4 separate regions of the Homo sapiens genome follow, and regions 1, 2 and 3 are each linked to region 4. The links are chromatin loops, found by intact Hi-C in ENCODE. Cell type or tissue: MCF 10A. All regions are shown on one strand. Region 1 has its middle 340 kb from the start of MATN1-AS1. Region 2 overlaps LINC01756 (long intergenic non-protein coding RNA 1756). Region 3 has its middle 120 kb from the start of LINC01648. Region 4 holds the start of LOC124903888 (a long non-coding RNA gene).

The links. Peaks named below come from ENCODE experiments on the same cell type or tissue, not always from the same donor. Only the 100,000 strongest peaks of a DNase experiment are listed, where the experiment ranks them.
Region 1: a loop joins it to region 4, with 8 times the contacts of the local background. A loop is called at or near these places in 24 of 110 quality-filtered maps.
Region 2: a loop joins it to region 4, with 10 times the contacts of the local background. A loop is called at or near these places in 6 of 110 quality-filtered maps.
Region 3: it touches region 4 in a loop (26-fold over the local background); 5 of 110 quality-filtered maps call a loop at or near these places.

The regions. Positions count from the first base shown.
Region 1 is chr1:30,377,489-30,385,488 of GRCh38, forward strand. No RefSeq gene overlaps it. Among named protein-coding and RNA genes, the nearest start is that of MATN1-AS1, 340 kb to the right of the region's middle. In MCF 10A, a CTCF peak has its summit at 3,084 (motif pointing left); a DNase peak (open chromatin) is centred at 3,053.
Region 2 is chr1:29,336,471-29,344,470 of GRCh38, forward strand. The region is part of intron 1 of LINC01756 (long intergenic non-protein coding RNA 1756); the gene reads right to left. Among named protein-coding and RNA genes, the nearest start is that of LINC01756, 9.6 kb to the right of the region's middle. In MCF 10A, a CTCF peak has its summit at 4,594 (motif pointing right); a DNase peak (open chromatin) is centred at 4,611.
Region 3 is chr1:29,908,653-29,916,652 of GRCh38, forward strand. No RefSeq gene overlaps it. Among named protein-coding and RNA genes, the nearest start is that of LINC01648, 120 kb to the right of the region's middle. In MCF 10A, a CTCF peak has its summit at 3,949 (motif pointing right); no DNase peak of the experiment used is centred here.
Region 4 is chr1:30,703,661-30,711,660 of GRCh38, forward strand. It overlaps MATN1 (matrilin 1), which reads right to left. Exons shown (of 8, transcript NM_002379.3): 8 at 7,617-8,000. It overlaps LOC124903888 (a long non-coding RNA gene), which reads right to left and starts at 6,519. Exons shown (of 2, transcript XR_007065565.1): 1 at 6,437-6,519; 2 at 4,786-5,031. RefSeq lists an enhancer at 4,202-4,702. In MCF 10A, a CTCF peak has its summit at 4,631 (motif pointing left); a DNase peak (open chromatin) is centred at 4,621.

The DNA.
Region 1 (8,000 bases), 330 kb before region 4:
GACGCCTGCTGCTGCACCTCCACACATGTGCACACACCCAGCCAGGTGCAGACAGCGTGGGCAGTGCAGAGGGGACACCAGGGCTGGGGATTAAGGAGTTCGTGTTCTTGAGCAGCCTGGAAAGCAGCAGGGCTTCCGCAGGAGCCGCCCCTGCCCTCACCCCTGCCCAGTAGGGTTAAGGGGCTGGCTTAGATGTCACCCCAAGCCAAGGCTGTCCTTCTCAGAGGCTCCTTCCCAGCTCCCCTGAGTGGGTCAGTCCCTTCCCCTCTCTGAGCCCCTCTTTCCTCTTCTGTAAAGCAGACTCAGTGATGTTGCTCAGAGGATTGAAGGACAAAGAAAAGCAACACAATGGACAGCAGGGATTTGCAAACAGCCGGGTGCTGTACCCAAGACAGGGTATTGCTGGTGATGTCTGATGGATGGGGAGTTGAAAGACTCAGCTGTCACTGGGCAGCTGGGTCTGGTTCCCCTGAGTCATTCGTAATTCACCAACCCAGTCTATAGAAGCTTATTAAGCACTTATTGTGTGCCATGCTCCATGCAAGGGCCAAAGACACCATGAGCAGCGCCAGACCCCACTCTCAGGTTCCCCCATGGGATGGGGTTAGCCAGATGACCTGAAGGCCTCTCCAGCCAGCTCAACCCCCTTAATCCAGAATTACTCCCTGTGCCAGGCTGACGGTGTGGCCAGAGAGGCCAGGGCCTGGGAGGGGGCCTGGCAGTGGGTGGTGGGAAGAGATGGAGTGGCTGTGTCGGGGGAAGGAGAGAGCAGGTTGTTCCTGTACAGGTTTCGCTCCTCGGATAGGGGGCTGCAATGACAGCTTCCAGGAAAGACCAGGCATGTGCCTCACCCCATCCATTCTTGCTCACCCCTGCGGCCTCTTGACCAATGGCTGCTGTGACCCTGTCCTCCTCTGGGAATCTGGTCTCGGGGAGGAGCCCTGGACCCTGACATTGACTAGAAACCTGACCCCATGTCTGAGCAGAGAGCTCCCATCTCTCTGTCAGCAGATGGGGAAACTGAGGACAGGGCGGAGAGCGGCTTGCCTGTGGCCACACAGTGACTGATGATGATTGGTTCCTGCTCATCTCGTGCTTCTGATGAAGAAACTTGAAATCATAATCCTAATAATAATCAGCACATGGGCATGTGCTGTGTGCCAGGCACGCACTGAGCACTTTACAGGTGAGATTTCATATCACCCTCACAACCCCCCTATGGGGTGGATGCCACGCTTGGCCCCATTTTACAGATGAGGAAACTGAGGTGCAGAGGGAGAAGGGGCTCATTCAAGGTTCCCCCCAAGGACAGTTCCTCTAACTCCCCTTAGAGCACTTTCCCCAGTGGGTATTTGTATGTTTTGGAATTTTTTAAATTAATATTTGTCCTTCCTGCTGGACACTGGGCTCCAGGTGGTCAGTGGAGGTGTCTGTTTCCCTCCCGATGCCCCGACGTAAACCCAGCCCCAGCACAGTGCTCACTGTGTAATAGGCACTCGATAAGGATTTATGAGAAAGGGTCAAATGAGGTTCAGAGAACTCTAAGGGAAACCAAGTCTCCCGCGGGAATTATGCCCACAACCACATCCTGACTCCCAGCCCCGGCAGCAAGGCAGCTCTGACTCTCGGCCCCTGCAGGCACTGCCTCCCCATCCTCATGTGTGCACATCTGCTAAGTGACTCACGGGCTGGCTCAGAAGGAGTTAACAGCCCAAGTCGCTGGGTTCTGCAAGGCCTGCCAGGCTGGCTGAGCCCCATAATCAAGTCCTGCACAGGGGATAAACAGGCTGCTGGAGGATGGGCAGGCAGGGGTGGGGACCATCTCAAGAACCCTCTCAGGAGGCCTGTGCACTCCGAGGAGAGTCAAATGGACTCCCTCCCCTCCCATGCGCTGGTTCAAAGCGCCGCCGCATTCTTCACCCGCCTTCATCTTTGAAGCAGCCCGGGGGCAGGCTGCTGTCTCCCACATGAGGAAGAGGCCCAGGGAGGGGAGGCGACAGGCTCAAGGCCACGCAGCTGTTTGGTGGTGGAGCTGGACCAAGCTCTGCCGGGGTGGTTGTCAGGACACCGGCCCCGATGTCTCAGCAAGGGTTCCAGCAGGACACAGAAGCCATACAGGGAAAGTTTAATACAAAGAATTATTAACTGCTACAGTGGGTTGGAGTAACAAGGGGTTCGTTAGTGAGGGTGGCGGGGGCACTATGGAATACAGAAACAGCCAATCTGAAGAGCAGCCACTGCTCAGGGGCTAGAGAGGGCCACCAAGGGGGAGGCCCCACGGCTGAAACCCAGGCCCTGTTGGAGAGGGCAGAGTTGTGGCTACTGAATGGACAGGAAGTTGCCATACTGCCACGTGAGTGGAACTTGCTGGAATCTGCCCTCCAGAACTTGTCAGGAATCTACTCTCTAGGATGCCAGAGAAACACCATTTACGGGGAGGTGAATCACGGAAGGCACGTGGCTACAGAACCACCTGAGGGGGTTGCTGGGAGTTGCTGCTGGCCACTGGGAGTTGCTGACCACTGTGCACAGCAGGAGCTGGGCACTGGAGGGGCTGCCTACACTGCAGGAGCTAGGCATGAGAAAGGCCGTGCACTGCAGGAGTTGGACACTAGAGGAGCCACCCGGGCTGCAGGAGCTGGGCACAGGGAAAGACCCTGCACTGCAGGAGCTGTGCACTGGAGGAGCCGCCCACACTGCAGGAGCTGTGCACTGAAGGAGCCACCCGCACTGCGGGAGCTGGGCACTGGAGGAGCCACCCGCACTGCAGGAGCTGGGCACTGGAGGAGCCATCTGAACTGCAGGAGCTGGGCACTGAGGAAGGACTGGCATTGCAGGAGCTGGGAGCTGGTGGGGCTGCCTGTACTACAGGAGCTGGGCCTGGGAATGCTGTCTGCACAGGACCAAGGGAATGCTAGAGAGGCCACATGTGCCAGAAGGCTGGGTGCTGGGGAAGCCACCTGTGCTACAGGACCTGGGACCTAAGGAAGCCAGTCCTGCGGCCATAGCCTGCCTAACCCAGGAAGAAACCAGAACTAGGAAGGAAAGCTCCCTCCTCTTGCAATGTCTCTCTGCTGCCCTCTACTGACCACATTTAATGTCATGCCAACCGGGAAATGAAAAATATTCAGAGTGGTACCCATTTCCACTTTCACAGATCAGGCAACGAGGCGTGAATTGGAGCTGAGAGGCAATAAATTTGTAACTGGCACGGTCCACACCTGCTCACCTTTCATAGACACACTCTACACACATTTGGATTCCCATATAACAGCAACAGAACTCTATCATTTCCATCTCATAAGAGACAGCTATCTGTCTTACAAGGGAACAAGATCCTTCTCCAAAATGAGGAGGCACATGATCCCAAGACTCATTGCATCCACTGCTGGCTATAAATTACTCCTCAAATTCAGTCACAGTTCACTGACTATTCTGTTACTGAAGACTAAATTGTTAAGTTAACTTCCAACCACTTGTATATAGAATAAAAATGGGAAAAAGGAAAAAGAAGAAGAAAGTAGCTAGCATATGTAAGTGAACACAGACATAGAGTAAGCAAATTGAAAACATGCAAATTTTCCTACTTGGTCATGAGGTCATCATTGATATGTATGGCTACCTTTCTCCACCCTTCCTTCCATATTCCCCCCGCCAGCTTCCCCGCCCCCAGTCTCAACCCAAAGCTCAGATGGAGATGTCAGTATTCTCCGCTTGGTGGAGTCACCCAAACTTCCATTACTGAAGGCTCTGCTATCCAGCCTTCATTTGGGCAGGGAGTAGGTTTCTGTGGTTTTCCATTAATCTTTACTATGGGACGTGGGAGCACTAAGAGGCACCTCAGAGAATCCCCTGATTTCAAGACGGGGTCTTCTTCCCGACACTGCAGCAGCATCCCAGTCTCCCACTGGTAATTGGGAGCAATCATTCCAGACAGCAGATTAACCTCTTTCTTCCCTGTTGGTTCAGTGGCACAGGCCCAAAATGGCCAGGTGGCAGTCTCGTTTTCTGATTCAGTGGAACCATTGCTGTGTCCCTGGGAGCTAAGCCCTCTAAGCCAGCAGAGAACACAGTTGCCACAATGTGACCAGGAACAAAGTCCTTGTGGGTGGGTTATTAGGTGTCATTGTGGCAGGAGCCACGCCACCTTCTACCCCTTGTCCCTGAGCCTGGGTGTTCTGACTATGCAGAGACAGCACCGTATTATGGCCTCTGGTTCAAAACACACTCTGTGTCTTGCAAGAAAGAACATTATCTTTTCAGGGTGTGGTCTCCCAATTGGCATCACAACTGAGACTTCAGGAAGCCATTCCACCTTTCAGTCAGGCCAGCCACTTCCAGATGTGTTGTAAGACCAGCTAACCCCACGGACTAGAGCCTGTGACCACGCCTCCTCTGCTGTGGCATGAGCTCCCGGATCAGAGGCAGTGCCATGAGGATGCCATGATGGCAGAAGACATTCTGGGAGTTCACGGAAAATGATGCCAGAGGAGGAAGCATGGGCAGGGAAGGCAAGTTCACACCCAGAACATGGAGGATGACACTCCATGCCCTCCATGATGAAAAGGTCTGATGTCCTCAACCTGCCCCAGATGGCAGGCAGGTCCTTGCAGGACAGGGTGCCACACCAGGGCCTCAGTGTTGGTCTCTGCTGCTGGTGGACTAGGCACTGATCAATAGCATTAGCCAGATCGGCTTTGACAAGGGGCAGCCCATGCTGCTGAGCCTATGCCCAGCCTCCATCACTGCCACCACAGCCCCTTCGTCCATGGACCCATTGAGCAAACACTAGGGTGGCTGTGTGGAAAGTCATTTTGTCCATCTGATTATTAGGGTTCTCACCTGCAGTGGATGCCCTTTAGTGAGCATTCACTTGGAACACAAATATTGTCACCACTTGTGGCCATTCTGAGGTCCAGCTACACACCTCTTCCCCACACTTCCTCACCACCAGGCTCCAGCCCTGTTCCTTCCGAGTCCCCGATCACCAGCCAAACATTTGTCCATGCACATGAGTCCATGTAGACCCTATCCTCTGGCCTTCTCTCACTTTGGACTCAGTGGAAAACCAAATGTGCTATTCAAAATCTTGAGAGGATTTCCCTTCACCAGGGTCCTTCAAGGTCACCCCAGTGTGGGGCCATAGTGGGACAGCTGTCCACTTTAGGGTGATACCAGCCCACTGTGCAGACTCATATGTCAACCAGACTCAAGTTCCTTATTCCTCAGTCAGCACCTCAGGAGGAGAAGGAGGAACGCCCTCCTCCCAGTCCTGAGGAACACCCAGGAGCATCTGCTGGGGCGGGGAGATGCAGCAGGGGCTAGTTTTGAAAGACTCTGAACCACCTGCCCATGCCTCTTACTCATACTTTCCCAATCTCCTTGAACCTATCTCTTACCTCTTCTATTTGCTAGGTTGTGCTCACCTGACCTTATGGTTAGACAATACCAAGTTCAAGATGGGAAGCTCAGGTTGCATAGTCACCTGATGTACCATATTTAGATGTTCAGTCTCTACCAAAGCCCAGTAGCAAGCCAGGAGCTATTTCTCAAAAGGAACGCTGTTATCTGCAAAAGAGGGCGTAGACTGCTCCAAAATCTCCTATAAGTCTGAACTGGGTTTCCCCTATTGGTGCTGGCCAGGGGTTCTATACAGCACCCTGTTTGCCATAGATGCTTTGAGTATGGTGAAATCTGCTGGGTCATAAGCTCCAAGTGGTGGAGCAGCTTGTGCCGCAGTCTGAATGAACTTGCTGCAGAGCCTTCTCCTGATCTGGTTTCCACTCAAAGCTAACAGCCCCTCCCTGGGGCAGCAGGCCCCTGCGTTATCGTGGGACTGGTTTCCCACACTCTACTTGGCATCTGTTTTACCAGGGAATCTGATGTGCTTGCTACATCCTGTTCCTGGGATCCAATCCACATGTGATTAATGTAGGAGACCAGTGTGCATTTTGTAAAATGTACAGACAAGCAAGTTCGCTGCAGACTATCACTGACACATCAGGGGACTCGCTCAGACTCAGACTGTGCGGCTCGGCCCCAGGCCCAGCTCCCGTCCTCCCAGGCCTGCACAGTGACTCAGGGTTACAGAAGATTCTCCAGGAGAGCAGACACCCCAGCGAAGTCTTAGAAAGGAGAAGTGCACACTTATCCCGGTTCCTGTATTTCAGGACTTTTCGTTAATTCATTCACCCATCTATCATCACAGGATGAGTAGCTACCGTGGCCCAGGCACTGGCTGAGGCCCTGGGACACCACAGTGGACAGAAGAGGCCCCATCCCTCCCCTCGGGGAGCCCACATGGTAATGGGGAGAGATGACAGACACATAAAGGACTGACCAGCTGTGGGGCATGTGGGTGGCGATGAGGTCAGGGACACAGGACAGGTGAAGGGGCAGTGCATGATGGGAGGGAGTGGGACAGTGACACGTGAGACGCAGTCAGGAGGAGCGCGCAGATGAGGACGTCTGAGCTGAGACCTGAAGTAGGGGAGCCAGGCTGTCCAGGGGCCGGGGTGGGTGTCATTACTCCCAGTGCCATCTTCCAGTCTCCCAAGCATCCCAGTCGGAGGATGAATTCTGTGGTCACCATGGATAATGGGGTCAAATGAGCTCATGGGCATAACATCTTAACTCAGGGCCTGGCATACAGTAGGTGCTCAGTATGTGAGAGCTGCTATTGTCATTACTATTTTATTATCCTTATTATTCCACATGATGATGATGATCCTGAATGCACACGTGTTCCCACTCACCTCCTGCTTCCAAGTCTCAGAAACTTCACCGTGGAGTGTGCAGGGTGAGCACCACCTCCACTAATGGAGCTGCCCCACCTGGGCTGTCGGGAGGGATGGAGCACCCTGAACCCCCACTGGGGGTGGGGAGGGGGAAGGTGCCAGGCGGGGTGGTGTGGGCCAATCCCTCTCCTCCCACAATCCTTGCTGACTCACAGGCAGCTCTGGCTGGACTCGGCTGCTCCTGCTGACAGATCATTGTGTCAGGAGTCTGGGGAAGGTCTCATTAATTATGATAATTGATACCTTTGAAGATGCCGGCTGTGTGATGCCTGCTCTGGTGACACAGGATTCTGGTAATTCTGTTTGAACTGCATTTTACAAGCAATATGGTTTACATTTTGGCCACTAGGAAAATGGTTTATCTTTGAGGATGCTGCCTGGGGTGGACTGGCAGGAGCCAGCCTCCTGGAGGGTCTTGATGATGCCAGAGCTGGGGGAGAGCCCTGTGGTTCCTGGGCTGACCTCAGGGCAGGGGGCATGGCTGCCAAGGGATAGGGAGGGTGTTTGTCAACATCAGGAAGAACACAGACTCTGGAGGGGCCCCAGGGCAGCACCAGCCTGCACTGATTCAAGCCTGGCACCGCCCCCTGGAGGGGTGCTGGTACCACCCCTGATTTCTCAGACCAGCGGTCTGAAGTGCAGAGAGGGGCAATGATGTGCCCGGTCACAGCCCACCCCCTTCACCTGTCATCTGCCAGGACCTTGGCTCACTCTGCGTCCTCCAATTCCAGCCTCCACTGACTGGTTCCCCTGCTCTGCTCTACCTGCTGAGGGCCTGAGAGGGCCCCCAAATTGTGGCCAGCTGCGGCCAGCCCCCGAGGGAGGAGAGCTTGTTCTCAGGCAGGTTCCCAGGACCCCCTCATTCCTGGGAACCAAAACCTCTGGAGAGGGCCAGGGAATCTGTATTTTACCACCTCCCTGGGTGAGTCTGACCTGCTCCAATGTCTGGGCACCACTGTTGGTTCCCTCCTTTCCCATCTCCTACAGACCGCCCTGGCCCAGGCCCTCCCGCAGACCCTCTCTGTCTGTGCTGAGCCAGGGCTGACTCCGCCTCCAATGCTCCTGCGATCCTCACAGCAATGCCACAGCAATGCCACAACTCTGAGCTGCTGCCACCCGTCAATGGGGAAGTCCAGCGAGGCTCCCAACGGGAAGGACACGTCCAAGCTCTGAGCTGGGCTCCTGCCCTGTCCCTCCTTGTAT
Region 2 (8,000 bases), 1.4 Mb before region 4:
GGGACATCAAGTGACCATGCAGCCTAAGATTCCTAATTGAGATTCTATTGACGCAACTAGTTATAAGGTTAGCTTTGTGTGGCAGCAATCTATCATCAAATGAGAATGCTATTAAAGAGACCTCACTTGGGCAAGCCTGGAAGGTATGAGTAAGTTGTATGAATTAGTAGTTCAAACTCCTTTCTCATCAACTTCTGCCGCATTGCCTTGTCCCCCTCAAATCATGCCTATGGCCTCGTGGGGAGCTCCTTATGACCAGTTGCTGAACAATGAAAACTCAAGCCTGGTTTACAGATGGTGCTGTCCGATATACCAACCAAAACAGAAGACTGAGGTATCACAGCCCCATTAGGGTGACCTTGAAATACAGTGGTGAGGGAAAATCTTATAAGCAGTATATTTGGTTGTCCATTCTGGAATAAGAGATAGCCAGAGTATGGCTCTACACTGATTTATGAGCAGTTGTTAATGGTATGGTTTGGCTGGTTGGTCAGAGACTTGGAAGAAACAGGACTGGAAGATGGAAGAGGGGGAATTCTGCAGAAGAGTCATGTGGATGGGCTTCTCAGAATGGGCATAGACTGTGAAGATTTGTGTCCCATGTGAATGTTTGCTAAAGGGCATCCACTGCAGAGGAGGCTTTCAATAAGTAGGTGAGCAATATAACATGCTTTGTGATGATCAGTTAACCTCTTTATTCCTCTGTCCCTATGCTTGTCCAATGGGCCCATGAGTAAAGTGGCTGTAGTGGCAGGGATGGAAGATATGCCTGGGCTTAAAAACATGAACATCCCTTTCCTAAGGACTTCTTTGGATACTGCCACTGCTGGGTGCTCAATCTTCTGACGGAAGAGACCAACATGAGCCCACAGTATGCCACCATTCCCTGGATAGACTGGTCATCTACCAGGTTTCATCTTGATTTCATTGTACATCTCCCATCATGTAGGGGGCATAGATTCTTCCTTATTGAAATAGAATCATTATCTGGAGATATATTTGATGTCCCTGCCTGTGATTCTTTTGTCCCTGCCACCATCTATGTACTCATAGAATGTCTCACCCACTATCATGGTATAGTACACAGAATTGCCTCTTCCCAAGGAATTCATTTCACAACAAAGGAAATGTAAAAGTGGGCTGATTCCCATGGAATTAACTGGTCTTACCACATCACTCATCACCTGGAAGTGAACGGTCTAATTAAAAGATGGAATGGCTTACTGAAGGCTCAGGTATGGCACCACTTGGGAGACATTCCCTGAAAGGATGCAATATATGCTTTGAATCAGGCACCATTGTATAGTGCTACCTTCCTTGTTGTTAGAATACCTGGGTCCATTAATCAGGGGTGGAAGTGGGAGTGGTTCTATGTCAGTCAATTTTCAATCAAGATACAGAAAACATATGAGATTAACTAAGGGGGAATAAAAGAGAACTCTAAAGAATACCACTAAAGTGAAGGAGAATGTACAAGGCCCAAAACTTAGAAGGAAGAGAGGATCCTCTCCACAGCTGGGATTCAGACCCTTGAGGAGGGTGTAGTTGCAGCCTATTGGATGGTAGAAAATTTCACTGGATTGTCAGCCCAGAGATGGTCTCATGGTGGGCTGAAGGGGTGGGTTGCCCCTCCACACCTGTGGGTGTTTCTCGTTAGGTGGGACGAGAGACTTGGAAAAGAAAAAGAAACAGAGACAAAGTATAGAGAAAGAAATAAGGGGACCCGGGGAACCAGCGTTCAGCATATGGAGGATCCCGCCAGCCTCTGAGTTCCCTTAGTATTTATTCATTCGTCGGTGTTTCTCCGAGAGGGGGATGTGTCAGGGTCACAAGACAATAGTGGGGAGAGGGTCAGCAGGCAAACACGTGAACAAAGGTCTTTGCGTCATAGACAAGGTAAAGAATCAAGTGCTGTGCTTTTAGATATGCATACACATAAACATCTCAATGCTTTACAAAGCAGTATTGCTGCCCGCCTGTCCCACCTCCAGCCCTAAGGCGGTTTTTCCCTATCTCAGTAGATGGAACGTACAATCGGGTTTTATACCGAGACATTCCATTGCCCAGGGACGGGCAGGAGAGAGATGCCTTCCTCTTGTCTCAACTGCAAGAGGCATGCCTTCCTCTTATACTAATCCTCCTCAGCACAGACCCTTTACGGGTGTCGGGCTGGGGGATGGTCAGGTCTTTCCCTTCCCACGAGGCCATATTTCAGACTATCACATGGGGAGAAACCTTGGACAATACCTGGCTTTCCTAGGCAGAGTTCCCTGCGGCCTTCCGCAGTTTTTGTGTCCCTGGGTACTTGAGATTAGGGAGTGGTGATGACTCTTAAGGGGCATGCTGCCTTCAAGCATCTGTTTAACAAAGCACATCTTGCACAGCCCTTAATCCATTTAACCCTGAGTTTGACACAGCACATGTTTCAGAGAGCACGGGGTTGGGGGTAAGGTCATAGATTAACAGAATCTCAAGGCAGAAGAATTTGTCTTAGTACAGAACAAAATGGAGTCTCCTATGCCTACTTCTTTCTACACAGACACAGTAACAATCTGATCTCTCTTGCTTTTCCCCACAGTGGGCTAAGGTTAGTGGGCATGCCTGCTGAGATGCTGATGAAATTCAGAAGCTGCCTGTGAGGGTTTCTGTTGAACTTGCTGGGAAGCCAGCTGGAGCACTGGCTGCCAAGAAGTTTCTCAGAGTATTTGGGGTGGGAGGATAGGAAGCCATTTTTGGGAAGATGAGTGGAAGTGAGCTGGGGCTTCTATAGATCCTGCCTTTGAGAAGCCAGATATGGGAGGGCTGCTGCTATCACCAGCGGTGTGCTCTACTGAGTGTCCTGCACACCACCGAATGCAAGAAGAAGCCAAGTACTCTGGAATCAGAGTGTCCAACATCCTGCCAGTGCCATCTATTGACAAAATCAACACCATGCCAACTTGCAAGAGAAAACGTTCTAGTTTCACAAGCAGGCCATGAGGGGTGGATTTGGAACTCAGAAGCAATAAATGGCAACTGGTACAGGCTCCTCTCATTATTATTCTTAATCACCCACTTGGAGAATGTTTGCTTCTTGTCTTTGCAAATTTGAACTCTGCTGGCTTGGATATCTTTGTTCCTAAGGCAAGGATGGGGGGAATCCTAGAGGACACAACGTTGGTTCCAATGAATGGAAGGATGAGACTGCCTCTAGCCATTTGGGGTTCTTACGTCACCTATCAAACAGGCCGATAAAAGGGTTACTCTTTTGGATGGAATGATTGATCCTGGTTTCCACGGAAAAATTGGATTGCTTCTACACGATGGGGACAGGAGGGCTATGTCTGGAACTAAGGGGATTCTGCGGGTGTGCCTCTTAGTACTTCCAAGCCCAACTGTACAGGTTAATGGAGAACTTCATCAATCCAAAAAAGGCAGGATAATTGAGGGCTCCTATCATTCAAGAATGAAGTTTTGACTTTCTCTTCCTGGTAAAAAAAAAACCCCAACTAGCTGAGGTTCTGGTTGAGGGTAGGGAAGATTCGGAATGGGTAGTGGAAGAAGGAAATCATAGATATAAATTATGGCCTTGTGGTCAGTTACAGAAATGAGGACTAGAGTAGCTTTGCATATTTTCTCATTTATTGTTATGTGTATATATTTATGACTATGTTAATTGTTTCCTTCTCCTTCTTCCCGTTGGTATTATTCTTTTTCTTTTTTTTTTTTTTTGAGACAGAGTCTTGCTCTGTCACCCAGGCTGGAGTGCAGTGGCGCGATCTAGGCTCACTGCAACCTCCGCCTCCTGGGTTCAAGTGATTCTCCTGCCTCAGCCTCCCAAGTAGCTGGGACTACAGGAGTGTGCCACCACGCCGGGCTAATTTTTTGTATTTTTAGTAGAGACGGGGTTTCACTGTGTTAGCCAGGATGGTCTCGATCTCCTGACCTCGTGATCCACCCGCCTTGGCCTCCCAAAGTGCTGGGATTACAGGTGTGAGACACTGTGCCTGGCCTATTTTTCTTTCCAACTATTATTTCAGGTTCAGGGGTTACATGTGCAGGTTTGTTACATGGGTAAATTATGCGTCGCAGGGATTTGGTATACAGATTATTTTGTCACCCAGGTAATAAGCATGGTACCCAATAGGTAGTTTTTTGATCCTTACCCTCCTCCCAGCCTCCACCCTCAAGCAGGCCTGGGTGTCTGTTGTTCCCTTCTTTGTGTTCATGTGTTCTCCCCATTGTTATTTATATACCAGTTATTGGAGGTTAACTTTACCATATGGCCTTTAGGAAACAGAATATTCAGTGTGACTGTGCTGATTTTGAGGAGTTGTTCATATAGCCAGCAAGGGGTGAATGATGTTGGAACTACGTGTCTCCTTATTTTGAGGCAAGGGTGGGAACTTCCTTATGTGTACAAGGGATAACTGCATCTCCTTAGGTGGAAACACAGAGTTGCCTTGTTGTGAAGGGAAGTTTAAAAGTGTGTAGTAGATATATATGGAAGCTGATTCGTCAAAGGCAAGGACTGTGATGGTTCCACCAATTGTTTCTCAAGTCCACCCTTCTGTGTCCTGCTTTGTGTTACTGGAGCTGGACCCTATAAACATTTGTTTGCAGGCTGGTGCAATGTTAATCTCTGTCAATAGAGGGCAGTGGAGGGGTATTGAAAGGCTATAGAGATGGATGGCATTTCTTTGTTTTTTTTTTTTTTGTTTTGTTTTGTTTTTTGAGATGGAGTCTCTCTCTGTTGCCCAGGCTGGAGTGCAGTGGCGTGATCTTGGCTTACTGTAACCTCTGCCTCTCAGGTTCAAGCAATTCTCCTGTCTCAGCCTCCCCAGTAGCTGGGACCACAGGCACACACCACCATGCCCAGCTAAGTTTGGTATTTTTAGTAGAGATGGGGTTTCACCATATTGGTCAGGCTGGTCTTGAGCTCCTGACCTCAGGTGATCCACCCACCTCGGCCTCCCAAAGTGCTGGGATTACAGGTGTGAGCCACCGCGCCCAGCCTCATGAACAGTTCTTTACATTACATTTTCCATGTTTAGGTTACTGGTGTGGTCTCTGTCTTCTGAATGGTCTCTATTCACATACTCTCCACCCTGGCATCTGGCCTCCTTGCTGTCTCCATCTTAATCAGATTTGAGATGAAGATTTGGCCTCCCCCTTGCTCTCCTCTTGGCCTTTCTCTTCACCTCTGCCTCCTTCAGATCCGTCTTGGAAAGTCCCAGTTTCTGTGTGAACATGGTGAAGATGAGGATGTGGCATCTTCCCAGCATGCCTTGCAGAAAGGCCAAAGCCTAGAGCTGGGAATCAGGATGCCTGGGTTCTAGGCCCAGCTCAGCTTCTAACCTATGTCCTTTACAGGTGGGGAAAGTGAGGAGAAGTTGTGTCAGATGCCTACTTCCATCCAAGCTGCTCTAATGACCTGCAAAGGCTTTCTCCTCACCTCAATTTCCATGATGTTCTGTGATCCTCATGACAACCCTTCTTCTTACGGCTTGGCTGGATAGATCTTGTCATTATTATTCCACTTACATTATTATTCCAGTTGTATTATCGTTATTCTGATTAATACAGTGCTTCTTAACTGGGGGCAATTTTGCTTCCCAGGGACCATTTGGTTATCACAATGTGGTTTTGCTACTGACATCTAGTGGGTAGAGGCCAGCGATGCTGCTAAATATCCTACAATACATGGGACAGCCCCCGCCTTGGCCCCTCAACAAGAAATTATCTGGCCTGCAATGTCAGTAGTGCTGAGGATGAGAAGTCCTGAATTAATAGGTATAGAAAGAGGGGTCTTACAAGGGGAGGTGGCTTGCCCAGGGTCACACAGAAAGTGAGCAGCAGAGCTTGGATGAGAGCCTAGGCACTGAAACCCCTAGCCCTGGTCTTTTCAACCCTTCCCCATTCTTCTCCCAGGTCCAAGGGTAGGAAGGCAATGGAAAGCCAGTGAAACCTTCCCCGAGGAATTCTGTGCCTGCAGGTGGCTGACATTCTCCTCTCGCCTCCCTGCCTTACCAATCCCCAGCCACTTGCCAAGGCAGCCATCTGCTTTCTCAACTCCTGTTCTGAGCTGCTGAGAAGCTGCTGAGAAAACTGCACTTAGTGAGTACTGGCAACATCGCCAAGGGGTGATTGCCAACGTCAGCGGGCTCCAGCATCACCCATCGTTTCTGCCACCTCCCTGTCATCTGCTCCAACCGCCCTTCCCTTCAAGGACTATTCAGATCCTCCACCTTTCTTAAGTTCTCCCCTAGTCCCACCATCAGCTTTTTCACTCCCAGTAGTGACCTGACTTTCTCAAATACTCCCTTCTCTCCTGAACCTGTTCTCAGCCCGCTTGGGAAGAGGACTCTTAACTATCTCAGGACAGACTCTCTCCTCTGGTTGAGGGCCAGTCCGTTTCCACCTTCCGGACTGATTCCTTTCTGCCTTTGCGGGACATTGTCCCTATAGCGTTCTCTCTCTCTGTCCCCACTTCCCCCGGCATTTGTCAGCACCCCTGACTTCCCTGCATAAAGCCTGCTCAATCTCCCCCATACTTAATTTTAAAATAAATTCCTTTCTTGAAATCTTCTGGCCCCTCGAGCCACTTTCATTTCTTCCCCTCCCATCCACATACTGTTTGTACTGCCCAGATGAGCCACTCACCCTGCTTGCTCCAGCTGCAAACCTCCTACTCACCTTCAAACCCAGCTCAGATGTCAGCTTTCCTAAGATGCTGTAACAGATGTGGTTGGTGTCCCCCTCCCCTTGGCACTCTGAGTTCTGCAGTTACAGACAGTTCTGAGCATGCTGACAGCTTCCCACCTCAAATGCCTGCATCTCTTTCTCTCTCTGGCACCTGGAGAACTTGCTTGTCTGTGTGGCAGGTGTCAGCTAGGAGTACAGGGGACAGGAGGAGTTAATGCCTCGAGAGGTGGTGAACAGTGCCCACTACCCCTTGAGTCATGAGAGTGGGCTCTGGGGGCATCTTCCACGCAGGCCTCAGAGGCTCCCCAGCAGGACTGAGCCCCGAAGCTGCCGTCGCTGTAACCCACTGCCTAGTGCTTAGTTCATGCTTCACTGACTTTTCTCTTTTCCCCACTTAGTCGTTCCATTTCCACACTTTATCTGAGAGGGTTCCCCTCTCAGATAAACTATCAGCACTGGGGCCCTTGACTCAGGGCAAGCTGTTGAAATGACCATTTCCTGGGGTTGCTCACATTGGAAGCAACAGGTGGTTCATCCATGTGCTTCAAAAAGAGCACCCTTTGGGGCAGCCACCCTGAGACACACCCCTGTCCCCCTAACCCTGGAGGGAGTTAACTGCTCCCTCCTCCTGTTCCCTGATGCCTGTTATTGTTTCTTGACACAGAGTTTCTGTCTCTTGTTCCAGACTGTGAGTCCCTGAGATAAAAGCAAGCTCTTCCCTACCTCTGTGTCCCCTTAACCTGGCATGTCACCCTGGCACATCAGTGGCCAAGAAATGTTTACTGAGTGAGTGAGAAAAGGAATGGATGAAGGGGATAGGAGTCTCCAGGGCCACCCATGGTGGGTGACCAGCCCCGCGGAGAGAACTGTCCCATGGATGTGGTCCTCTCAACCCCGCCTTCTCCTCTCCGCCAAGGGGGCCTATCTCTGCCCACCCCTGCCTGGCCCAGAACCCCTCACCCTGACCCCCGTCCTACCTGCTATGATGCAGTCTGCCTGGTGCAGGCCAGGAAAAGTCCCCAGACAGGGGAGCGGGCCCCTCGGTAGGAGATTCCGGCTCTGGCTAAATAAAGGTCACAGGAACCCAGTGAAATGCTGTTATAATGCGACATAATTCAGTGCTGCCTTCCAGCAGATGTCGCTTTGGAGGGATGGATTTGTCCCAGCTGGACTCTGGGGTGCTTTCTGAAGCACACGGAAGAACCACCTGCTGCTTCTGATGTGAGCAGCCCCAGGAAATGGTAATTTTGACAAATCAACGTATTCAAGCCAAACGCATGGACCCAGTTTCCAGCAGGAGGAATTACAATCCTCGC
Region 3 (8,000 bases), 800 kb before region 4:
TACTCTTCCATCAGTTCTCACTTGGCTGTGCTTGAGGGTGAGCCTCTAGTTCCAGTATGTGTAAAAAGCCCAGATAGCAAAGGGAGGAGACTGGGGCGAGCAGGCCAGGCCCTGGACCGCAAAATACAAGGAAGAAAGAGAATAGTCAAGCAACAAGTCTAATCTGGGCTCTGGTGGCCCAGACAGTCCAACCTTGGGTCATCCTCGAGGCCTCTTTTCCCCACCTACCCCAACGCCAGCACATCTCAAAGATTCCTGGAATCTGCTCATCTCTCCCAGTTCTATTGTCCTGTGTTACCATTTCTCCTGGACAGCCCAGCTGTTGTCCAGCTGCCCCCGCTGCCCCATTGTCTATTCTCTGCACAGCGGCCAGGATAGTCAGATCCTTCCTCTCCTTAGTGGAATCCCATTCAGTTAGAGGCGGCTTTACATGTGGCTTTAGCTTTAGGGCCCGCCATTCCCCTGACCCTTTTAAGACCCTGGGAAGGGCCCTAGCAATGTGCTTAGTGAGAATTATCAATTCAAGAATTACTTGGGGTTCACGGTTGCTCAAGAAGTTTTAAAAAGCCCTGAAATCTCATGGCTGCTATATGAAAAAACCTGGATAGTGATTTTCCCAGATTTGGCAATAGTACTAATGATATATGGGACGTCATCAATAATCAATTGCAACGATGAAAATAAAATGTTCCTAAACCATCAGTAACAAAAAATCAATTTCTATCAAACTCAGCCAGAGGAAACACTAAATAATCTTTCTTCTCTCTATGAAAAACGGTATTATGAAGTCTTTGCCACAGAAGATGTAATCCAGGAGAATGTGGCCCAAAAATGTAAGGAAAAAAAGGACTCTGGAGATGTGTCAGGAGCTAATTAAAAAACACTGTTATTTTTGTTGATTCTGTAATGTTTTTGGTAATTTTTAGCTTTTTAAAATCTGTAATGTATTGTGAATTCTTTTCTCACTCTAAATAAATGTTCAATTACATAGCTCATTTTGATTCCTAATTCTGGAATCTGGCTCTTCTTTTCTAAAAAGGATGCTCCAAATTGTATGTTTCAGGTCCCACAACATGTGAACCCGCTGTCCCTGAGGGCTTCCCACTTCACTTGGAATTAAATGTCGCATCCTCCTGTAGTCCTGCCCTGCTCACCTCCCACCCTACCTCGCTGCCCCCTCCTCTTTCTCACCGGGCTGCAGACTCCCAGGGTTTCTCCCTGGCCCTCTAACTAGTGAGCTCAGTCCTACCTTGGCAACTATGCATTTGTCCTATATCCTGCCTGGAACCTCCTCCTCCAATCTTCCCTTTCGGTCACCTGGGGTCCAGCCCAAGGCTACCTCCTCTGAGAATCCCTGCCGAATATCCCTACTTAAAGTGGAGCCTCCTGCCCACCCTGCCCCACCCTCGTCACTGCTCTATCCCTCTGTTTTGTCCACTTCACAGTGCACACTTCTATCTCCCTGAGACTAGCGTGTTTTCTCTTCAGTGCTTGTCACCTCTCTCTGCCCCAGGAAGCTGTGGTCACATGAGCCCCAGGAGTGGGTCGGGGAGGGGGGGTGGGGTGGTCATGTCTGTCTTGTCTATCATGGACTTTTTCCACATAGAATGGTGCCTGGCTCACGGTAAACACCCTGTGGATAATTGCTGAGTAGACTGTTGTTTACAGTTTGAATCGGCAACTTCTTTTTGGAAGATGTGTTGGCAATATGCTCCCAAAGCATGAAAATGTGCAAACCCTTTCACCCATGACTCCTACTTCTAGAAATTAATCCCAAGGCAATTATCAGGAAGATACACAAAAAGTGGGGATAGCCACCTGATAAAAATCATGGGAGTCAATCAAGTTGGGGTTTTAGTCTTGACTTCACCAATTAAATAGCTGCTGTGTGACCCTGAGCACGTTGCTGACATCTCTGAGTCCTGGTTTCTCATCTATAAAAGGGGATGGTAATAGGAACACAGCTCAGTGCTGACTAGTACTGTATTCCATGATGCTCACTATGGTGTTGTTTATAGTGGGATAAAATCTGAAAGAGCCTAAATATCTAACCACAGAGGAGTCCAGATCAGTGCCACCCAGTTGAAGTATAACACAACACAAACCGCAAATATAAACACATATGTAATTTTTAATTTTTCTGTATGCACATTAAAAAGTAAAAAGGAACAGGTGGAATTTATTTTAATCATATATTTTGTTTAACCCAATATATCCAAAATAGTATTTCAACTTATAATCAATATAAAAATTATTAGTGAGATATTGTACCTTCTTTTTTGTGCCAAGTCTTCAAAATCTGATTTGTATTTTATGCTTACATTTATTTCAGACTATAGAAATGACCCCGAAAGTATAGTCTTTTGTTGAGTCTCACTCCATTGCCCAGGCTAGAGGGCAGTGTGATCTCCGCTCACTGCAACCGCCGCCTCCTGGGTTCAAGTGATTCTCCTGCCTCAGCCTCCCGAGTAGCAGGGATTGCAGGCATGTGCCACCATGCCTGGCTAATTTTTGTATTTTTAATAGAGATGAGGTTTTGCTATGTGGGCCACGCTAGTTTTGAACTCCTGACCTCAGGTGATCCACCTGCCTCAGCATCCCAAAGTGTTGGGATAATAGGCGTAAGCCACAGCGCCCGGCCTGAATGTACAGTTTTTATGCTTATGTTTATTTCAATTCAGACCAGCCACATTTCCAGTGCTAAACAGCCACATGTGACTAGCAGCTACCACATTGGAGTGTGCAGGTCTAGGTAATTTATAGTGCAACTTTAAAATACAGTACAGCCATGAAAAAGCCTGGTTTCAAAAGAATATCTAATCATGCAAGAAAAAGCTCAAAAAATGAGATTCAGTGAAAAATGTAGTGTACAAAACCAGATAAAGTATGCTCCCACTTTTGTTAACGTAAATATATGCTTATGTTTATTTGAGTATGTAAATTGATGTGCATATTGCAAGGACATGCAGCAAAATCCTAACAGGGGTCGTCTGAGGAAATGGAATTATGGCAATACTCATGTTCTCCTTTACACTTTTTCACTATACTTCTGTATTGCTTTAGAATCAGGAGGAATATTGTCATTTTTAAAGTGTCCAAAGTGAGTTTAGCTATCTTGCACCATGACCTGACTGCAGTGGCCATTTGTGGATATGAGACGCTGTATTAGAGAACTGGTCCTAATTTTTCACCTTTCTCTGGACCCAAGCACTCTGCCACATGACTGCAGCTACTCCTACAGAAGGCAGAGTAAACCTCCTAGCCTCTTGACTTTGGGTTCAGCCCATGACTTCTTTCAGACAATGGTATGTGGGCAAAGGTGATCATTGTCAGTTCAGAATCTAGGCTTTAAGGTGCACTGCATGTTCCTGTGTGCCATCCTGTGCCCCTGCCATTTTCATGAGAAGAAGATGCCCTGTCTATCTCTCTGGTTCTAGGAGGGTAAGGAGTACATGGGGGCAGATTTGCATCTGATCTGAGTCTCAGAGCCACCAACCTGTGGATGTGTGAGAAATACATACTGATTGTAGCATGTTGCACCAGTGTTCGTGGTTGTTTGTTATAAAGCAATAGCTGACTAATACAGTGTTTTTGAACTCTTTTGCATATACTCAATCTAATCAAGAAGGTAAAAGTTCATTGGAATTATAAGTTAGAAAGCTGAAATCAAGATGATATTTGATGTGCTTAAATGTGTCCCAAAAAGTTCACATGTTGCAACTTAACTCCCAATGCAATAGTGTTGGGAGGTGAATCCTAATAAGAGGTGATAGAATCATAAGGGCAGAGATCTCATAAGTGGATTAATGTTGTTATCATGGAAATGGGTTTGTTATTTTGAGGGTAGGTTGTTGCAAAAGTGAGCCTGGCCCGTCATGCTCTTTCTCTCTCTCTTGCATGTATTCTTTTGTTCTTCTGCTTTCTGTTATGGGATGACACAGCATGAAGGCCCTCACCAGATGGTGGCACTATGCTCTTGGACTTTCCAGCCTCCAGCACCATAAGTAAAATACATTTCTGTTTATTATAAATTACCCAGTCTTAGGTATTATATCATAGGAATGGAAAATGGACTAAGACACAAGAACACTTTGAAAAATTCAAAAAATACAATTACCAATGATCTCCAAGGCAAAAGAAGCCCAGGCCTTACCTATGTAGCCTTGGCTCTGTTTCAGACACTCTTGATTACTAAACCTAAAGTCAAAGAAGGACAGAATTTCCTTGTTCTGAGGTATTACCCAGTCCTGAGGATGCCAATGAAAGCTCCCAAACCTCTTGATTTGAGAATATATTTTTTCCTCCTTGAAAAATTATTCATGTTCATCATAGAAAATAAAAACAAACCAAAAAAGAAAGAAAGAAAAAGACAAAAGAAAAATCACTCACAATCCCATTACCCACAGATAACTTCTATCAAACATTGGTGTGTGTGTGTGTGTGTGTGTGTGTTTGTATAATTACATTTTTCCTACAAAAAGGATAACATACTGTATAGAACACACTGTTCTATAATCTTCTGTTTACATTTACTATGGCATAAAAATCTTGCTTTGCCACTTAACATCTTCCACAGGATAATTTTGAAATGTGGAATTATTGCCTAGTTTTCATTTGAGTGGATGTAACATAAATAACTCTACCTAACTCTTGAGGTGTATAGATTATTTCCAGATTATTAGATTATTGTGTGTTGCTCTTTAGCTATTATCAGCAATATCCTATACATTAGAGCTCTGTGTGCATCCCTGATTGTTTCTAAGGATTAAATTCCTAGAGGTGGGATGTCTGGGTTGGGACACATATTTATAAAGCATCCCCTATCAGAGTGTCACATCCTCACCTGTCTGATGAGAGGGACTCGACTTCTGCATGACTGCCTTCCCCTTTCCCCAGCTTCCTATTGTATTCAAACATCCCTGGGAAGGAGAGGTCCCTGGAACTAACATTGTTCAAAGTCCTTAGCTTGACTACATCAGAACTGCCCTTCAGAAAGTAGGGCCCTGAAAGAAGCCCTGAAAGCAGGGCTGGAAAAGGTGAGCAATGAGGGTGTCAAATCTCCCTTCACCCTCACACAATCCTATACAGTGGGTCCTCTCCCTGCAGCCTTGTGGGGCAGGAGAGGAAACTGTTCCCAACGGCTGCCTGAGGTCAACTCTGCATCTGGACCCATTTCACAGCCCAGAGCCCTGGAGCTGTGGCTCTCTGTCCCTTACCTGTCATTCCTCCAGGCAACAGAGACAATAGGTTGACCACCTGTGTGCCTCCTTCCCCCTACTCAGGTGAACCCATGTCTGAGGTTCCACTGGCCACCCGTGACTCTGCCTCACTCTGGAGCACAACATGTGGAGGGAAGAGCCTGGGACCCAGGTGCACACAGGAAACCTGGGCTCGAAACTGAGCTCAGCTATTGACCCGCTGGATTTCCTCGGACATAATTTCACTTCTCCAGGTGTGACATAGACTGTTCAGCTGTTCACCAAGTATGTTTTTTTTTCCTTCCTGTGCACACAGCAAGACTATGTCCACCAGCCTCCTCTGTAGGTAGGTGGGACCGTGTGACTGTATTCCAGCCAATTGCATGCGAGCAGAAGTGACAGGTCTTGCTTCCACCTTGGGCCCTTGAGAACCTCACAGGAGGAGCTCCTTCCCTTTCTGCCAGCCCCATACAGATGAGCCAGATGACCTTGACCTCAGAAACCAGGTGTTGAAGACGGCAGAGCTGCAAGTTGGAAGGGGCATGGGTCAAAGTTTCCCCCTGCAGAGAGCCACCTACCCATCAATAAGACCTACCCTCAACTTTACATGGGAGAGAAATCAGCTTTTATCATGGCAGACCCTTAAATATTAGGGCGAAGTTTTTAGAGCTGCTAATATCATCTTTAGTATTCTGATGATATTATAACTGAGGGCTTTATTTCCTCATCTATAAATGGGAGAAAGAAAGAAGGGAGTCAGCACCCATCGAGGATCTATTCTGTGCAAAACCCCATGCTCCACACATTATACACATTTGCCCTTTAACCCCCTGCAAAATGCTACGATCTTAGGACTATTATCCCAATTTTCTGAAGCACTGACTGAGCTGGAATTCAAATGCAGGACTTCTGGACCCTGATCCCATGACAGACACAGCTTTGAGGTTCTGGAGGACCTAACACTGCGGGCTCCTGCTTCCTGCCTAGTGAGCAGAGTGGTAAAGAGCGTGCTGGCTGGAGTCCATCAGGCCAGGACCTAGGCACTCACCAGAGGAGGGCGTGGCTTATCTATGCCTCAGTATCCTCATCTGCCCAGTAGGGCTGCTGTGACAGCATCCACCACATGTGGTCATTTGAGGACGCTTTTCCTGATTAGGTTCAGGAAAAGCCTTTTTACTTCACCTCCACTGGAGATCTCCAAAGCTCTGCCTTGCTGGGGGAATTGGGAGCCCATCATCATTATTCCTTGTTACCTAGGAAGCCAAACTGCCTTTGATGTTTTATTGGCCTGACATTTTCCTTCAAAGGGTCTCTATTCACTGCTGTGAGAGTTGCTGGCTTCTACCAATTTGATGAGATGGGCATCTATCACCTCCCAAGGGGAAGTCTGACTCTAAAGGCTCTAAAATAAAAGGGGAAAAGGTTTGATTTCACTGGGGCTGGTCTTGGAGGGACTGGTCTTGGGGGCTGCTCCTGAAGTCTGTATGTAAATTCCCAGCAGAAGCAGTGGGAGGTCTGGGCTCTGCAGCCACATCTGGTGGGTGACGAAAGCTGGATGGGGAGGCTGTTCCTAGGAAGACTAATCCCGGTGCTTGGCTGTGTGTTTCTATGTGACACCACACAAGGAAGCCTAGGTTACTATGGCCCTGATCTCCCCCACCAGCTCTGGTCTCTGTGATCTGCCCCCAGCTTCCTCCCAGGATTTCATGAAACCTCAAATCTATTTGTGCAACCTCAATTCAAACAAGTCTATTAACTTTCACCCAGTGAAAGTCATTAGTTGTTGCTGGCTTTGCTGGCTCACAGCATTTTCAAGCCGGAAAAGATCTTGGATGTTTTAGGACCCTACCTCCTTCAAAGACTAAATGGCTCCTTCACTGCTTCAAGACTTCTAAAGGGCCCCCTGGCATTTAGATGGAGTCCGATCCCCTTAGCATGGCATTTGATTACTTGCTGATCCAAGGGCACACCCAGCCTTGCCTCTGTCCTGGCTCCGCCTCTGCCCTGCATGGCTCCTCACCTCTGGCTATGATAGAAATTGTCTCAGTATATTAGGCACCTCCTCAGGTCTGGGCGTTTGTACCTGTGTCTTCTCTGTCTGGAATACTCTTCCTCTCTCCCACCTGGTGAAATTTTCGGCACCCACCAGAGACTAGCTCAGGTGTCACCTCCTGCTTGAAGCTTTCCCTGATCCTACCAGGAGGAAGTAGCTGCTCTGCCTTCCATGCCGTAGACACCTCTGCCAGAATAGTGACTCCTGGTGCTTCGTTGGCTGCTTGTCTTCGTCAGCGTAGACAGCCAGAACAAAATCCCATAGCAGAACAAAATCCCACAGCCTGTGTGGTTTAAACCACAGAAACTTATTTTCTCACAGTTCTGGAAGCTGGAAGTCCAAGATCAAGGTGCCAGCAGGATCAGTGTGTGGTGAGGGCTATCTGCTTGGGTTGCAGACACCTGCCTATTTGCTATGTCCTCACAAGGCCTTTCCCAGGTGTCTACACGTGTAGACAGAGGGGGAGATCTCACTCTTTTCTCCTCCTATAAGGCCACCAATCCAATAGGGATTAGGGCCCTGCCCTTGTGACCTCATTTCACCCTAATTACCTCCTAAAAGCCCTAACTCCAAATACAGTCACACTGGGGGTTAGGACTTCAATACATGAATTTTGGGAGGACACAATTTAGCCCACAGAAATAGCGCGCCCTTTAAATTGGGGGCTGCTTTTTAGTTTTGTGTTCCTAGGAGAAGCTTCTATCCTAGGACAAGTAGAAGAGCCCAGCACAGGGAAGCATTGAGTAACC
Region 4 (8,000 bases):
AGTTCGAGGAGGAGTTCCCTAGTGGGGATGGCCCTCATGGAGCTCTGTTGAGGATTGGGGTGGCAAGAACTTGGCCCCTTCCCCTCTAAAAGCCATCAGTCACCTCACCCAGAATAAAGTCCCTGAATAACAGTGGTGCCAAAGCCGATAATAATCATAATGATAACACCAACCTCTGCTTCCCTGGCTGGGCTGACCCTGTGCCAAGCTCCTGCCAGCACGCCACCCTCCTCATCTCATCAACCGTCGCCACAACCCTGTGAGCTGTTACTGCTCACCCCATATCACAGATGAGGAAACTGAGGCTCACAGAGATGCAGCGACCTGCCCAAGGCCCCTCAGCCCCAGGCAGAGCCAGGCTGGCCCTGGGTGTCTGACTCTGGGCCTCAGAGGCCTCCTCCACGTCCCTCACACTTGAGCAGCTTCTCTGACACGTTCATGCTTTTTGCTGTCCCCTCCCCCTGCACAATGTTGACTCAATCATCCCTTTAATCTGACTTGAAATAGGCCGTTTTCCATTTGTCTCACCCTGAGCAACAAAATCCATGAAATCAAGGCTTCAATGCGCTAATTTCTTATGGGTTTTTTCCTGATACTATTAAAATACATACATGACTGGGAAACTATGAAATATCAAATGTTTGTGCACCCACAACCCATGGTCACCTCATATCCCAGTGAGTACACCCCACTCCCTGGGTGGCTCTGACTGCTGTTGGAGAGGCAGCAGGACCGGGGAGGAGGCAGCATCCCAAGTGGACGTGGCCTGTCCTCTCCCAGCCCAGCCCAGCCCAACCCAGGCCAGCCCAGGACAGGGCCGGTTCTTCTCCCTCCTGGAAAGGCCCCACCCACGCCTGCTGCTCCCAGGCTGGGCCTGGGCAAAGGAAACTCTGGCAGCTGGAGGTGGCTCAGCTGACCATAGGCCCTGTGAGGGAAGATCCATTGCTGGGGGGATGGAGGGCATCTCCTCCTCCTCTCTCCTCTTGGTCCCTGGGACCCCATCCTCATTTTCTTCTTATTCCCCTGGCCACTCCTCGGGCTCCCTTGCTGGTCCCTCTGGCTGTCCCTGAAGTGTAGGGGTCCTGGGGCTCTGTTCCAGGCCCTCTCCCCTGACCTTCCTCTCAACTCCTCCCCCCGGGGGCTCATCGCTCACTGCAGCTTCAGTCATCTACATATTTGCCAATGACCCCAAACCTTCACCTGCAGCTCAGGACCTGCTTCTCCTGCCCCCTGGACACCATGGGGCATCCACCGATGCCTGGAAAGGCCCCACCCAAGCCTGCTGCTCCCAGGCTGGGCCTGGGCAAAGGAAACTCTGTGGCAGCTGGAGGGGGCTCCGTTGACCATGAGCCCTGTGAGGGAAGGCCCATTGCGGGGGGACGGAGGGCTGTGATGGACCCAAGGGCCCCTGAGAATGGGATGCACGTTGGGGTGCTCATCACATGCACTCCCCAATACTCCTAACTCCTGGAAAAAGCCCCAGGCATGGGACAGAATTCTTGCTTTGCACCACTCACAGGAGAGTGGCTGAAAGACACTTGCAGTACTCAGGAGAAGGAATTCTGCCAGGAACGAAGTCAGGAGACTGCAAGGGAAAATCTGATGCCAAGAAGAGGGGAAAATCCTTCTCGAACTGTGGCGACCTGCCCAAGCAGAAGCTGCACCAGCCGTGGGAGGAGGAAGATGGCAGGCAGACAGGCCTCCAGGCGGGAGTGGAGGCTGCCGGGCTGGGCAAGGGGTCTGTTCCAGCCTGTTCTGCAGCTGGGACTTGGCCACACTGCAGCAGGTTCACAGATGAAGCCCGCAGGAGCAAGACCCCAACCCATGAACCAGAGGTGCCCCAAAGAGCACCTGGGGCAACAAAGGGATTTCCCCATGGAGGAAGGAAGACCCAGGGGCCATGTGGGGTGGACAAGCCTGGGTCCCAGTGCCAAGGCCGACCTGCTGCTGCAGGTTCCTCTGTCTTCTTAGCCTTGCTTTCCCCCACTGTGAACCTGGGGTAGTCCTGAAACCAGACCAATTGTCTGTTAGAACTGACGTTTTTGGTTTCTTTTGAATAGACATAGAATTGACCCTCCCAGTCTTAAAACTTGAGAATGTTACAATTGTCTTATCTAAGTTCCATTCTCAGCAAACCAACCATCAGAGCCCCAGATAGTATCAAGGAGCTGAAATGCATGGATCACTGCATCAGGACAATGAGATGCCAGACTCCTCACCCATCATGATGGCCTCACTGACCACCTGCTTCCTGTTGACCAGTTTTTCTTCCTTACGCCTCCCTAATTCTTATTCTCCTGGATGTAGGTACATTTCTTCCCTGCTATTGAAACCCCCGATTTTAGTTGGTCGGAGACAGATTTGAGACTAATCTCCCATCTCCCATCTCCTTGGCTACAGAACCCAATTAAAGCCTTCTTCCCCAACAGTACTTGTTGTCTCAGTGATTGACTTTCTGTGCAGTGAGCGGCAGGACCTAGCCTGCAGGTGTTTCAGTTACAGTCTTACCTCCCAAAAGAAGTGTGAGGAATAAAGGAAGTTAGCCTTTTCTTGGAACAATGCTTGGCTCATCATAAGCACCAATATATGTTGGCTGTTTATAAATTTATATTTACTAATTACTAGTTAGGAAATATAATACATGCCACAAGTACACTATTATAAAATAACACATCTTTTTTTTTTTTTTTTGAGATGGAGTCTCTCTCTGTCACCCAGGCTGGAGTGCACTGGCGTGATCTTGGCTCACTGCAAACTCTACCTCCCAGGTTCAAGTGATTCTCCTGCCAATTTATTTATTCTATAATATACAAGTATTATACATAAGTATATATACTTGAGTAGTATCTACTGTGTAGATACTACACTGTAAGTCACCACTTATAAATTATTTACTATTACTACCACGGAAGGGCTGTGGGAAGCAAGGAGAGCAAGTTCATGCTTTCCCTCATTCACTCACTATGTATCTTTATCAAGCCTCCAGGGAGCAAAGCTGCCTCAATCTGAGGAGAGGCTGAGTGCGACTCAGCGAACACTGGCTGGCAGAGTTCCCACAGCGGGTGCTGGAGTGTCAGCTCAGTCCACGTGGACAAAACGCCTTCTGAGTGCCTGACACAGCCAGCGGTGTCATCAGTGGAACAGAGCTCAGAGAGGGTCAGGGACTTCCCGAGGTCACTCAGGGCCTGAGTTTGGAGCCACATGTCACACCCCGGTCTGGGCACAGTTCCCTGGAGACTCCTTAAATCAGGGTGCCTGGGACTCTGCATTTGAAAGCCTCCTCAGGACAGCAGTCTGCACTGGGGAAACACAGAGAGAACTCCAGTTTCCGAGAAGAATCGGTGAGGGGAACTTCAACCTCCCCAGAGTCTCTGAAAATCAGGCACCCAGCATGGAGCTAGGAGCTCGGCCCAGCCCCATGGATGGCCTGGCTTGCTGGCCACACAGTGATAATCAGGCCCCATGCCCTGTGCTGAATAAGCCCCTCTGCTCCCTTAGTGCCCCCACCCCACCCCAGCTGCTCTCCCATCCCTGGTCTGGGCGCTGGCACATGCCCCCCACCACCCACCTTCACATCACTCTCTAGACACTCCCTGGACCATCCCCCTGACTCCGCCTTACAGCAGACTCTCCATCACCCTTATGGGACAGGGCAGGTGCTTGCACCTCACGTGGAAGGGGAAGGACAGAGAGAAGCCACGTGAGATACCGCACACCCTGGAGGGGCAAAGGGAAGGGAGACGCTTTGACCTGGTGTAGGTTTTCCATGAGGGAGGAAAGACAGCTCGGAATTTGGAGGAGAGGCTGCCTCCTCCTTGAAGCCCTGGTGTGAACTTGTGATCTGAGCCTCCAGCCTGGGCCCAGACCCTTCGCTGCTGTCGCCACAAGGGTGCACCTTCGTCTCAACAGCTAGGGCGCCCGGCCCATGCTCTGTGCTTTGCACACATCCCCTCAGTTCACAGTCTCCCCCAGTGAAAGGGGAATCATTCTCCCCATCTCCCAGGGGAGCAAACTGAGCCCCAGAGCTGTAGTCACATGACCACGGCCATAGGGCACACCAGGGACAGAGCCTATTCACGCCAGGGCTTTGGATGGCAGAGTCCGTGGTCCCTCCAAGGTGCCTGTGTTGGGCTCCCTTCGACACCTCTGTTTGGTGTCTCTAGTATCCCCCTCCCCCACCAGGCTGCAGCTATTTTTGGCTTGAAGGCACTTATATTCTGATTTGGGGACAAAGGACAATTTGTCCATAGGAACGAGGGAGGGTAGGGCACAGGAAGATACCTCCTTGGGGTGCTCCTTCCTGGCCCCCACTGCACCCCAACGCTCAGATCTGAGCTGCCACCCCCTGCTCCAGCAAATCCTCTGGACATGCCCCTCCAGGGCATCTCAGAGTGAGGCATGGGATAGCAAGGCCAGCTGCAGTTGGGGAGGATACAACCGTTCCCATGAGAGAAGTCACCACCCACTCAGGAGCCTTTGGGAAGGAGGTTGGGAAGGAGGGGATTAAAGAGATTAGATTAAGTGCGACAGGTGCCACAGTGACAGGGACCAGCCCAGCTCACAGCCATGAAGCCCGAGCCCCATCCCCCAGCAAGGCCTGCTCACCCCATTCCTGGGCCAATGGTGCCATCCTGTGGCCAGCTTCCTCCCTAGCAGCCTCAAAGCCAGCCATTCCGGCCCCATTCAAACCACATAATTCCACCGTGGTCATCATTTCACTACGTGTATCAAAACATCCCGCTGTACACCTTCACTATAGACAAGACAAAATAAAGACAGAATAAATAAATTTTTAAAAAAATTTCAATCCATAATTCCAAGGTCCAAGGCAGTCCCTGAGATGATTTTGCCCCGCGTCAGCAGTCCATTTCACAGATGGGCAAACAGGCTCAGAAAGCATCAGCCGAGGCACAGTAAAGGGTGAACAGGGACAGCAGGAACTTCAGAGTCCAACAGGCTCAGCTTCAAATTGCAGCTCCACTACGCCATGACTCAGATGAGTCTCTTCCCGTCTCCAAGCCTGTGTGTCATCTGTAAAATGGGGCTGATAACCATACTGGCTTCACCTCGTGCTTGTGAACTGTTAAGTAGCATGCAGGTCTTTGCCATCATGATTGTGTAGGAATGTCCACCTGTCTGACTCCAGGCCCCACCTGGCACCGTGCACAAGTTCAGAATCAAGTCTGAAACCACAGGCCTGGACCATGTTCACACTGCGCTCCTCCAGGGCAAAGGCCAGGGCACCCCCCACCCCCACCCCCTGCCAAATACAGCTTCCCGGTATGTTCCTCAGCACTTCTGTGTCTGCGATGCTCCCACACTTCCTTTGCCCCTTCCTTCATAGTCAGGCTCCTGTGAGAAAGTAGGGCCATGATTGCAGAAACAGACAGTCTGCTCATTGCTGGGGCCCTGGGGCCTGAGCCAGTGCCTGACACAGAGCAGGTGCTCAGTAAATCACTGTTGGGTGAGTAAATCAATGAATGATTTACTTTTGGTCCCCCCTCTCACATGCAATTACGCCATTATTCCTTTTTAACATCATATTCACTTGTCAATGCATGGCTGTACTAGGTCAGCTCAGTTAGCACTGTGGCTGACAGCACCTGACTCAGGAGTCTGTGAGATCCATTTAGTCCCAGCTCCATCGCTCACTAGATGGGGCACACTGACATGCTACTGAAACCCTCCATGCTTCAGTTTCCTCATCTGTAAAATGGAATGATAAATAGTAAATCCTTCATAGGATCACAGTGAGAAGTCATCAAATCAAGGTCTAGTCTATGAAAAGTGCCCAGAGTGGTGCCGGGCACATAGTAGGTGCTCAATAAACACTGGCCCTTATTACTGGTAGCTGCATTTGGCCTTGACATCTCCAACTCTTTGCAGCATCTTACCCTGTTTGTGTCTTGCCCTGTCCCTTGCCCTCTAGCCCTTCCCCCATCGTAATTACAGAGCAGGGGAGCTCACTGCAGAAGACGGGGTTCAGCCTCTGAAGCCCAACAATCCTCGGTTCAAATCCTGTTTGAGCAGCTTCTTGCTGCGCAGTTTTGGACAATCTGTCTGACCTCTTCGAACTTGTTACTCCTCAGTGAGCAAGAACAGCAATGTGCACCTTGTGCAATATTTGCCATCAATAAAGGAAGGCTGTCGTTTTATTACTATCATTGTTCAGGTGTTCCAGTCCCATCTGTTGTGTTAAATAGACCAGAAGCCTCTTGAGATCGAGGACAGTATCTAGTTGATCACTGTCTCCCTGTCGTCAGCACCTGGCTTGTGCTGTGCACACAGCAGGTTCTCAGGAAGCATTTGGAGAATTAAAAAACCACCCAAGACTTCTCAATCTGACTTCCATGGCAATGCCTGGGACTCCTGGAGCACCAATGGGTGAGCAAGACCCAAATGGAGAGATATCTACACCCCTTACCCTCGTCCTCACCCTGTTTCGCAGCCTAGAAAGTGCCACCCTTTCAGGACCTCCAGCCCTGGAAGTTCTATCTTGCACAAGTGACTTTAGTTCTCTGTGCCTGTCTCTCCATCTCCACAATGGAAGTATTGATGGCAACCTCATATAGTTCTACATTTCTAGAATGCAACCTCTGTGAGATCACAGTGAGGCGAAGTGAGACGGAAGTAAGCAGCAGCCAGACCATACAGCACCTAAGGTGTCAGGCTACGTTTGAATTTTATTCAGGAGGCAGTAGGGAGCCAAAGAAAGTTCTTGAGCAGAGGTGTGAACTGATCAGATGGGCACAGTAGGATCATCACTCTGGTATCAGTGTGCAGAATGGGCTAAAGAACAACAGCCCAAAGGCAGGAAGGCCAGTTAACCAGTGATGGTCCCAACCTTTGAAGAAAGGAATAGGAACCCCTTTCACCATAGTGAGCCTGAACTTCAGAGAGGCCATGTTCTGGAAAGAGCCCTGATTTGGGAGGCAGAGATTTCAGGATTTAAATCTCAGCCCAGCCACTTCCTGTCCACGTGACACTTTACATCTGGCAGCCTTGGTGTCCCTGTCTGTGAAATAAGTTTATTAAAAGGATCACTGAGAAGTGTGAATTGGAAATTGTGTATATATCACCCGGCACATAGGGATCACCCAAAAATGGTAACTCAATAGGTGACCCAAACTTGATTCTGACCCCAAATACTCCAAGGCTGCGACGCCCCCATAAGCAGAGTGGTCCCCTCCCCTTGTCAACATACCTTGATGCCAACCAGGGTTGAGTAGCAGGGCCCCCCAACCCCCAGCCTCACAGGCGGCTCTGAAGAGGATGCAGGCCCAGCCTCAGGTATCAGGAAGTCCCTGAGCAGCTCCTGTCTTCTCCTGGATTAATTGCATTCACATCTGGAACAGATGGGGCATTGGGACTCTCCACCCCCGCCCCCTTTTTTCAAAGAGCACTGGTCCAGGAGAAAACCATGTAATTAAAAGAGGAGAAATGCAAAACAATCCCCTTAGCGGACTGTGCCATCTTCTCTCCCTTGTAAATCCATTAATGAACTGTAATTGCAAAGACAAACCCTTTATTGAAACCTGGTAACCAATGCACTACGGGGCCAAGAGACTCCCATTATAGCCCAAGGCCTGAGGAAAGAAAGAAAAGAACAATCCTAATTAGTTTAGTCCTGTTTATTTATACAAAATTCAAAAAAACAAAATTACAGGTTACAAAGTAACTTGCCATCTGTCAGTAGACCATGGCTGCCCTCGGGAGATGCTGGTTTTCATTTACAACCTTCTGTTAATCAAACCTAGAGCAGAGAGGGATGTGGGAAGTCCATGGAGAGGACGGATTTCAAGAGGACCTGGAGTAGCCGTGGGGAGAACTGCGATGAGTGAAGGGCAAGAGTTTGGGATTGAAAGATCCCAAGAAGCTGGTCCCTGCCTTCATCAGAGCCTGGTGACAAGGTCCTGCCACTACTCCACCCACCGGGCAGGGAAGAACGAGGTCCTATTCCCAGGCAGGGCTTCCACCCCATCTCTGACTCCACTCATCAG